2 separate regions of the Homo sapiens genome follow, and region 2 is linked to region 1. A link is an interaction called in ENCODE POLR2A ChIA-PET data of the cell type or tissue named here. Cell type or tissue: A673. All regions are shown on one strand. Links, peaks and the distances in the headings refer to the core of each region. The heading gives the core; the rest is flanking DNA.

Region 1 (5,384 bases), core at 161-5,160:
ATGCGAGTCTGCAATGGTTCAGCTTTTCATTCAGCCTCTCTGATTCTCAATTGGCCTCTCTTCATTTCCTTCCGCCCCCAACTACCTAAGCCAACTCTTATTTTCATGGTTGACTTAGTCGAATGTGTTTACTTTCCTTTATAGCGTCCAACTAATGTTTTGGGGAAAATACTGGAAAACTGAAGTTAACTTGAACTCTAACTTTGGATAACTATAAAGCCCTGTGTGTAATTACAAAGCATCCTGAGCCAGGCTGTATATCATAGAGGTATTTTATTCTTCAGTTTTTTCTGCTTTTTTTTTTTTTGCTATCCACTTGAGTTTTAATTACTCAGCAGTTCTGCAGTGGGAACAATTCCATTATGACTTGTATTTTACAGACGGAGATCCTGGGGTCCTAAATTTGTGGCCGATTGCACTGTGTCCTGGAGACGGAGTGGAACCACAGCCCAGAGCCCCTGGGAATCATCCCTGAAAGACTGCATTACTTCTCCATGGAGTCTTCCTCCTCCTGCTTATTTTCTTTTTGGGTAAGGTCTATCTTTTTATTAAATCATAAAATGAGCATCCATCATCTTGACAGTGAGTGAATTATGAGCTGTAGGCCTATCTATAAAACTTGGCTTCTGTTCATTCCCTCTCTGAGCTCAGTGGAACAAAATGTCCAAATTGAACCCTGCAATCTTCCCACAGGTATTTGTTCTGATATGTAGCTGCTTTATTTTTCAGTCATTCTTCCTTTGGTGTTGCGGACAGGGTTAGCACATATGTGTTATTTTTCAGACCATGTATTAGATCCATTTATATGCCTGTCTTTGTGTTCAGACTCTGGCTCAAAGCCATGATAATGACTAAAGAATACGAAAATGCTCAGAGAACATGAACTTTTTGGCAAAGGATAGAGGGAACGGTGTAGATACCTGATGACTGCCTGTGTCTATGGAGGGAATAGAATGAATCAGAAATAAGAGTTGTTTTTGGGTCAGTCCAATTATATGATCTTGATCAAAGTCAGGATCCCATAAAAGAGCAAAATTAATTTTCCAGTTTCATTGAGATCCCTTTGCTTTCCCCAAATCAGCCTACATGAGTGGCCTTGAGTGTCTGGAATGGTGAGATGACCAATTAATCCCCAACTTTAGCATATTCATTCAGCCTAAATTCTGTTCATAAATCCACCAGTTCAATATTTTATGCTAATAAAAACTATTAACGTTTTTCATTTTCTCCCATTACAAAGTTTTCATACAGCCCTCAACATTCTGCCTGCAAGATGTAAAATTTTGGTATTTAATCCATAGGAAGGTAGGAAATTAGATAGATAGATAGATAGATAGATAGATAGATAGATAGATAGATAGATTATTTATCTTGTCTCAATACCGTCTTCATTCAACTTGGTGTTTGGTTTAGTGAGCTGTATAAATCAGCACTCAGCCACATCACAGAGGGATAGAAGGGCCTTCGACATCATGGTCAGAGAATCATTGTCAGGAAGCATTAAACTTAGCTTCCTCAATGTCAGAATGTTTGCACCAGCTCTGACACAGGAAGTTCGCTTAATGATGGCAAAAGTTCCCTGAGTGACGGTAGAAAGTTTGCAAAATAGCTTCTGAATTCAAGCAACCAAAGAGGCTGTATCCCCTCCTTCTGTAAAGTGATATTGTTGGTAGAAAACCACCAGATGAAGGAGGGCATGCGGGTGCTGGATTTTGTGCAGCTAGAAAGCTGGTAGGTAGGTCCTGTTTAGTCTGTGCCAGAAGCCAAGCAAGCTTCAGAAAGGGAGTTCAGGAGTCCTCTCAGCTCCCGGTGATTTACCCTGACTTCCCTTTGTAAGCATATGGATTCTATTTTCTGCTGTCTCTATAAATACTGTTGTGACTGTCTCTGCCAAACCAGCTACCTTTCTCACCCCAGGGAGAAGCCAGGGATCAGACATTCCTACGCTACCGCCCCATTAGATGCTGCCGTAACACGAGGGAGCAGACCTGGCAGTCAATATGATGTGTGTATTTGAATCTTTAAAGAGCTAGGCTAAACTTAGAGTCAGCAGACTACCATAAATAACCTGTGTTCCTCTCTCTTTGTGTGGTTTGCCCTGGAATGCCTTGCGCTTTAGCGTTGTACAAGCAGCAAGAGATCAAAGAGTCAACCTTTTATGGATGCATAGTTCATTACAAAGTCATCCGTGGGAGGAGACCCTGGCAAAAGCACTAATCATTCTCTCTTGTGACTGTTTTGTTGCCTGAATTGGGATTGGAGGGCACTAAAAGAACTTGCAACCACTTTAAATAATTTTAAAGAATAAAATAAAGCTGGAAATTCACTTTTAAAGGAGGGTTAAAACTTAACTGGCATCTTTTTTGGGTATAGAATGTGGTAGGAGGAAAGAGGAAGTAAAGGAATTGGCCCATTATCACATGGAATGTGGTTGGAGAAGAATAATAGAAGGCAGAACAGAATCCTGTGTAATTTACTTACCCTTGGGTAAGCGTTAGAGAGAGCCTTTGATAAGCAGAGCAGAACATCGACAGGGATTTTTTTTTTTAAAGCCCAAACTAGATAATGTATTTGAAAAACAGGCTTTGAACTAGTTTGCTAGAATATAAAGAATAAATGTGTTTCAAATTATAGCACTAATGATGTTGCAAACCCAGGATTATGGATAATCACAATGCTACAAAACAATAGCTACTATTTATTTGATGTCTGCTGCATGTCACATGCTGTGCAGTGTATGTGATATCTTTTCATCTCACAACCATGCATGGGGTTGACCTGTTGGTTATCCCCACTTACACACAGGGAAATAGGACCCTGCAAAGTTGAAATGCTTAGCTCAAGGTCACACAGTCACTAAGTGGTAAGCCCAGGATTTGAACCGAGCTCTGGAAGGAAGTGGAAATGACTACCTCTTAGCCTGTAGTTAATATTTCTGGCTCTTGACACTTGTTCTAGTCTCTGCTGCAGGAGTTGTTGGAACTCTTTTGCTTTCTGAGCTTGGGAGATTCGCTCTCAAAGACTTACTCTGTGATTAAGACTTACTCTGTCTGAGCTGAATGTGTGTATCTGTATGGGGGCTCTGTCCTTGTGGTTGTCCATAGGCAGTCAGAATTAATTACTCATAAAACATTGCATAGATAAGACTTTTGATCTGGCATTTTGGAAGTTAGGGGTTGGATATCTTATAAAAGAATGTCTGTTGCATACTTGATCAATTACAGTGATAGCTAAAGAAACATTTTCTCAAATGTATTATTTTAACAGGAATCATGTTCTAGCTTCCCATCCTTTAGCTTACTTTAAGTTTCAGAAAACCTGGACTGTATGAACGCTTTTTAAAAAAAATGACAGGGTAAAATGCAAAAAAAAAAAGTCAATGATTACAGTCAATAAAGTCTCAATGGCTCTGTATCCCTGAGATCTTTTGTTCTTGTCACAGATAAAAACTGCATCACAGAAATGCCACAAGATCAAATGATTAAGATGATTGGAAAACTACAATGCTCTATAAATATTACTTTCTTTCTGTTCTTCTCAGTGATACTACCTTTGTTCAACCCATCTCTTCCTGCTGTTTTAAAATAAAAAGTTTTTTGAAAGTCAGAAATAAAAGCAAATAACTGATCGATCCTTTTTTTTTTTTACCAATTTCATAGCAATTGAAAACATCATCCAAAATACTGTAGATCTTCCCCCCCTTCAAGTTTTCTTGAAAGATTTCACACGTGCAGTGTAAGAAATTGTGAGTCAGCCTTCTCCAATCCTGACTTTAAGAGTTGCAAAAATCATCTGCCAGGGATCACATATGTTCTCGGTTCCATGAGAGGAAGAAAACACATTTGCTGGAAAAAAAAAAAAAAGGGAACTTTAAAACCAGTGGAGTTAGAATAAATACACTTGCATTCTGCTAACTTCTTTTCCTTTCCAGGGCCTGAAGGCTTTTCTGGCCCTGGACAGGAAGCAAGGCATCTGTCACCCCAAATACTGCCTCTCCGGGATGGGGGTTCCAGCTGGTCATGGAAGGGAAGCAAAGGAAGTGCAGAATGACCAAAAGATGGGATTAGGATGCAGAAATAATAAATCTACAGCAACTACTTTTTGAAGCCAAGACATCCAACAGCTATAAGTCCAATCTCTCCTTAAGACCTCACAACACTCCAATATGATTGGTAATAAACTTCAGTCTGCAGTTGAGACATGACTTTTAGCAGACTAAGGCACTTGGCTAAGGTCACATAGCTAGTGAGCCAGGTAGGGAAGAATACCAGAGCCTGTGAGTGTAGTATTTCATGAGTAGCATTACCTATGGAACCTCCAGAACATTGGATAGGTATTTCCATCTAAGAAATTGTCTTCAGCCTGGTGCAGTGGCTCACACCTATAGTCCCAACATTTTGGGAGGCTGAGGCAGGAGGATCTCTTGAGGCCAGGAGTTTGAGACTTGCCTGGACAACATAGCGAGACCCCATCTTTACAAAAAAATTTAATAATTTACCAGACGTTGTGATGCCTACCTGTAGTCCCAGCTACTCAGGAGGCTGAGGTGGGAGGATCACTTGGGCCTAGGAGTTTGAGGTTGCAGTGAGCTGTGATCATGCCACTGCATTCCAGCCTGGGTGACAGAGTGAGATCTTGTCTTAAAATTAAATAAATAAAATTGTCTTTTTAAAAAAAAGCAGAGAAAGAGTCTCCTAACATCCTAAAGCAACAGCTTACTGGCAAGTACTAGTGCCTCCATGTTAACATTGCAGAAACCAGATTCAAACAAGTTGTGAGTTTCTCTTGAAGCAAAAGAAATCAATTACAGGGAAAATGGAACTCTCAACTTAACACTCAACTTAAGAAATTTAAAAGTCATTTCATGATGCTTTGCCCTTCTTCACCTCTCACTGAAACAGTTCTGTTCTTCAGTAATTGGTGTTGGGTTGTTCCCGTGGGTTGACAGTCAGCATGTTTTTATTTATTAAATGGTGTAAGTAAAAATTGATGTGGTGGAACAATCATGGCAGTCTCTGCCACAGAACAAAGGCTTTTTCCAAACCAGCATTTCCCCCATAACATCTGTGAAGATGTTTCATGTGGATTTTCCTTCCCCAATATCCAATGGCATTATTTCATGTTCAGATGGAAATGACAGTGACATTTCATTTGACCAAGGAAAAATAAAAGGAAAGAAAGAAACATTTCTACATTTAACAGAACCCAAAGGCAATTTGAAAAACACTTTGGAAGCTTATTTCCATTTTACGATCTAAAGCAGACCTAAGGTGTATCTGTAGACAGGTGGTGCTGGTTGCAGTTCTGCTGTGAGCCTTTATGAAAAGGATTATGTTGACTTTCTGAGAATATTTCAGGACTCAGCATCTCAAAGGACTCCAAAA
Region 2 (5,384 bases), core at 240-5,239, 310 kb after region 1:
AGATGCCTACATATCTCTTTTGGCCTCAGCATTCTGTGGTCTTCTATGGAGAAAGGCTAATTTTCTGAAGGCTTTGAATGGAATGAAAACTGCCTGTTCAAATGGTTCTGAGGATACTGAGAGACGCTCAGTGTGTGGTCTTTTTATTTTTAGTAATAGTGTTGGAAAAAATCAGGTTATGTTTACGCTGAGTGTGTGGGGGGCGCTGGTGAGATTGTGTAGTCTAGAAAAGGCTAGAATTATAAATTATTATAAACGTTGGCCATGTGGGGAAATTCTTATACCAAAAATACTGCAATGTATGTCAGCCTATAGATTTTCATGTAGTTTCTTGTCCAAAACTGTATATGAGAGCAGAAATGATTGATTATGTTATGTTCAATGTATACCTAATATCTAGTGCTGATACATAAATAAACCCATCATTTGTGACAAGGGTCTTTTGTCCGCATTTAATTTTATTTTGTTACTTTTTATTTATTTATTTATTTTTCAGCCAGGGTCCTGCTATGTCGCCCAGGCTGGTCTCAAATTTCCGGACTCAAGCGATTCCCCCACCTCAGCCTCCTGAGTAGCTGGGACTGGAGGTGTGCACCACCACACCCAGCTTAATTTTATTTTTATGGCCAAATATGACACAGGTGAAAGCCATTACCCAGACCTTCAAAGGAGTGTCACGATGGGGTTGGCAATGAGGACAAGGGGTGATGAGGAAAATACATTGCTGGAAATCAAGTTGATAATAGGTTTGGTGGAAGATCTAAGAAATGTAGTGTGGAACCTCTGAGGTAGGGAAACTGGGAATTCTTTTCTTTAGAATATACATGTATATTGGCATGTATGTAGAATATGCATGTCTGGAACTCCAGAATACAATCTGGGCTGCAGCCATCAGTGTACAGGTTAAAGGTTCTTAGGCTTTCTCTGTTCACGGCATTCCTGTAGACTAAAAGAAACAGCTAACAGCTCCGTTTATTAAGTAGTAAAGCCCAAACAACTTAGTAATTATTTATGACCTAACAATTTAGTGGCCAATTGAAAATACAATCACATCAATTCAAAAGAAAAGATGTATTTTTTCATTTTTAGGTGATGGCTGGTTTTATGCATCAACGTGCGTAGGGCATGGGGCCTAGATATTTGGTCAAACCCCTGACTGGGTATTGCTGTGAAGGTTTGTTTTTTAGATGAGATTAACATTTAAATAGGTAAGTTTTCTGGGTGCAGTGGCTCATGCCTGCAATCCCAGCACTTTGGGAAGCGGAGGCAGGAAGATCACTTGAGGCTAGGAGTTTGAGACCACCCTGGGCAATATAGCAGAACCTGTCTCTAAATAATTAGATAGATAATTAGATAGAGATAGATTAGATTAGAGAGGTAGGTAGGTAGGTAGATGATAGATAGATGGATAGATAGATAGATGGATAGATGGATGTATAGATAGATGAATAGGTAGGTAGATAGATAGATAGACAGATAGACAGACAGACAGACTGATTGAGTAAAGCAGATTATCTTCTATACTGTGGAAGGCCTCATTCAATAAGTTGAAGGCCACAAGAGAAAACAGACTGAAACAGGCTGAGGTTTCCTTGAGGAGGAGGGAATTCTGCCTCTAGACTGTCCTTGAACTTGAGCTGCAGCATCAACTCTACCTTAGGTCTCCATCCTGCTGACCTTCCCAGCAGATTGTGGATTTGCCATCCCCCACAATCATGTTAGTCAGTTCCTTAAAATCATCACTCTCTCTCTTTCTGGTTTTCTCTTGAATACACACGTATACGCACACCTCCCCCTCTCTTATCTGGAGAACTCCGCCTTCTACAATTACCAGTGGGATGTGTGCACCTGTTGGGCACCGCACAACTCCCCTGACCTTGGAATCAGATTGGACAACATTTCCTATTCCGCTTTGATTTTTCTGCAGTACTGGCATTTTAATCCCAGCAACCTCTGAAAACCTCATGTTGCAAAAATGACATCAACAAGAAGAATGCTTATGATCTAATGTTGAAACTGTGAACTACCTGAAGTGAATCATTAGCCCAGTGTGTAACAAGTATTGCTGTGTTTCCCTCAAAAAGTTAAAATATCCCTCAGTGCCTCTGTGAGTTCGCTGTGGCATCCCATCCAGGACACCTGGGTGCACGGTTTGGGAGCTGCAGGTAGAGTGGCAGCAGTAGTCATGGGAGTGGATGAGTTCAGGTGGAGGGCACAGGAGGTGGAGACAGCAGAGAAGAGCTTCACAGAGAACATCTAGGAGGGACAGCTGAAGAAGCGCTTTGGGGCCGGGCGTGGTGGCTCACGCCTGTAATCCCAACACTTTGGGAGGCCGAGGCGGGCAGATCACCTGAGGTCAGGAGTTCGAGACCAGTGTGGCCAACATGGCGAAACACCGTCTCTACTAAAAATACAAAAATTAGCTAGGTGTGGTGGTGCATGTCTAATCCCAGCTACTCAGGAGGCTGAGGCATGAGAATCCCTTGAACCCAGGAGGCAGAGGTTGCAGTGAGCTGAAATCATGCCACTACACTCCAGCCTGGGTGACAGAGCGAGACGTTGTCTCAAAAAAAAAAAAAAAAAAAAAAAAAAAAAAGGCAGGGGATGGCTTTGGAAAGGAGATTCTAAAGGGAGACTAGAGACACAGGGAAAAATTGATGTACTGTCTGTGAACAGCAAGGAAAATATGATTACACCTAAGAGATGAAATTGGCATAGGCGAGAAGTCAGAAAAATAATCTATACAGCTTGCATGGTTGGGGAGTTAGGAGAGGCCAAGGCCACGTGCACGTAGAGCAAGAGGTAGAAGAGGCCCGGGGGCTAGAGCGCACCCTGGTGGATAGTGTGAGAATTTCACACTGGCTCAAGCCTTGAAGACCACCCCAGGGGTGCGCCTTAGCAACGCACTTATGCAAGACCCCAACAACTGGCCCTTGAAAGGAGCTTTTCACTGGTGGGGTGTGGCCCTGCTTGTATTCAGAACCATAGTTTTAACAAGCCAGCATTAAATCCACAAGTCTTTGCCAAAGCACTTTAAGCCTCTTGACATTTATTGGAATTAATTTACCTGCAAGGAAGTTCATATATCTAGCTTTGTTAACCCTACATTCGGGAAAATGTTTCCATGAGATAACTAAAACCCGCATGAATGATACAATACTGTGACAAAACCCAAAGGTGGCATAATTAGCATATAAAACTCCCAAATTTTTTTTGCAATTACCATCGTCTAGTAACTGGTTGTTTCATTAGGTAAAAGTGGATGGAATCAGTGGAATTATATGTATGATATGAAATGCTCTTTGGCATCTATTAAATTTTTATTTTGAAGAAAAAATAAAGGACAAGGAAAGCATCCTATTCCAAGACTCCAAGGAGATTATATTTTTAATTCCACACCACAGAAAATGCAAACAAATTTCTAATTACACTTCATGCATGGAGATCTGTAGAGGAAAAATAAATTGGTACCCATCCACCCAAAAGCCACAAATCAGACATAGAATGGCTAATCACAAATATAACTTGTGTGCCTGATGCTGATTACTTTCTCCGCAGTCTGTTGTGAACAATTAAGAATTTAGATCTTGGGCTGGGAGTGCTGTTTTTAAAGTGTGACTCAAAAGCATAAAGTTCATTTAAATTTCTCCTAATCCTGGTTTGCAATTTCTATTCCTTTTTGGTTAGAGTATTATTTATCTTCAGGAGGCCCCTATTATACTATAAATATTGCCTTGGGGCAGTGTTCATAGCACCACAGCACCTATCTATCCATTTATCAGAATAATCAGCACTTCCTGTTGGCTGAGAAAACACTGTCATTTTTACTGTTTAAAAACAGAACAGCTTTCAGTAGCAATTGCCATTAATTGATTTCATGGCAGGAAGACGGAAAATTCTCCATTTTTTCATTCTCATAAGTCACCTAAGAACATCTTAAAAGCTACAGAGAGGCCGGGCTCAGTGGCTCATACTTGTAATCCCAGCACTTTGGGAGGCTGAGGCGGGCGGATCACGAGGTCGGGAGATCGAGACCATCCTGGCTAACACAGTGAAACCCTGTCTCTACTAAAAATACAAAACCAAAATTAGCCGGGTGTGGTGGCAGGTGCCTGTAGTCCCAGCTACTTGGGAAGCTGAGGCAGGAGAATGGCGTGAACCCAGGAGGTGGAGCTTGCAGTGAGCTGAGATCACACCACTGCACTCCAGCCTGGGCAACAGAGCGAGACTCCATCTCAAAAAAAAAACAAAAAAAATGCTACAGAGAAAGGGGACAGCTGCCATGGAAAACAGTGGGGCGGTTCCTCAGAAAAAAATAAAAATAGAATTATCATATAACCCTGCAATTTCACTTCTCTGTACCCAAAATAATTGAAAGCAGGAACTTGAGATATTTGTACATCCACGTTCATAGCAGCATTATTCACAATTGCCAAGGGATAGGCTCGGCACAGTGGCTTATGCCTGTAATCCCAGCACTATGAGAGGCTAAGGTGGGCATAATGGATCACGTGAGGTCAAGAGTTCGAGACCAGCCTGACCAACATACCAAAACCCCATCTCTACTAAAAATACAAAACTTAACTGGGCGTAGTGGTGCATGCCTGTAATCCCAGCTACTCAGGAGGCGGGAGAATTGCTTGAACCCAGGAGGCAGAGGTTGCAGTGAGCCAAGATCGCGCCACTGCACTCCAGCCTGGGTAACAGAGAGCAAGGCTTCATCTCAAAGGAAAAAAAAGGAGCCAAAGGATGGACACAACCCAGGAAGAATGGATAAAATGTGAAGGAAATTCTGACACATGCTACAAAATGGATGAACCTTGAGGACATTATGCTCAGTGAACTAAGCCAGTCACCAAAAAGACAAATAGTATAGGATTCCACTTGTATGAAGTACTTAGGGTAGTCGAATTCAGAGACAGAAAGTAGAATGGTGATTGCCAGGGGCTGGGAGAGGGGAGATGGGGATTTACTGTTCAATGGGTGTGCAGTTTCAGTTTTGCAAGGTGAAAAGTGTTCTGGAGATGGGTGGTGGTGATGATCACATAACAACATGAAAATACTTAGTGCCACTGAACCGGACGCTCAAAAATGGCTAGGTTGGTACATTTTGTGGTGTATTTTACTGACATTTTATTTTATTTTATTTTATTTTTTGAGACAGGGTCTCGCTCTGTCACCCAGGCTGGAGTGCGGTGGCCCGATCTCGGCTCACTGCAATCTCCACCTCCCAGGTTCACGCGATTCTCCCACCTCAGCCTCCTGAGTAGCTGGGATCACAGGTGCATGCTATCACACCTGACTAATTATTATTATTATCATTTGGCAGAGATGGTGTTTTACCATGTTGGCCAGGCTGGTCTTGAATTCCTGACCTCTAGTGA

Evidence for each region. ChIA-PET counts read pairs that join two places held together with the same protein. Peaks named below come from ENCODE experiments on the same cell type or tissue, not always from the same donor. Only the 100,000 strongest peaks of a DNase experiment are listed, where the experiment ranks them.
Region 2: POLR2A ChIA-PET joins it to region 1 with 12 read pairs; 1 of 35 experiments calls an interaction of 5 or more read pairs at or near these places.

What each region holds. Positions count from the first base shown.
Region 1 is chr10:24,006,845-24,012,228 of GRCh38, forward strand. It overlaps a transcript of KIAA1217 not described here. Among named protein-coding and RNA genes, the nearest start is that of KIAA1217, 200 kb to the right of the region's middle. In A673, for the core only: no CTCF peak of the experiment used is centred there; no DNase peak of the experiment used is centred there; H3K27ac peaks cover 623 bases.
Region 2 is chr10:24,316,810-24,322,193 of GRCh38, forward strand. All of the region lies in intron 2 of KIAA1217, which reads left to right. Among named protein-coding and RNA genes, the nearest start is that of MIR603, 44 kb to the left of the region's middle. In A673, for the core only: CTCF peaks have their summits at 2,845 (motif pointing left) and 3,045; DNase peaks (open chromatin) are centred at 2,822 and 3,752; H3K27ac peaks cover 951 bases.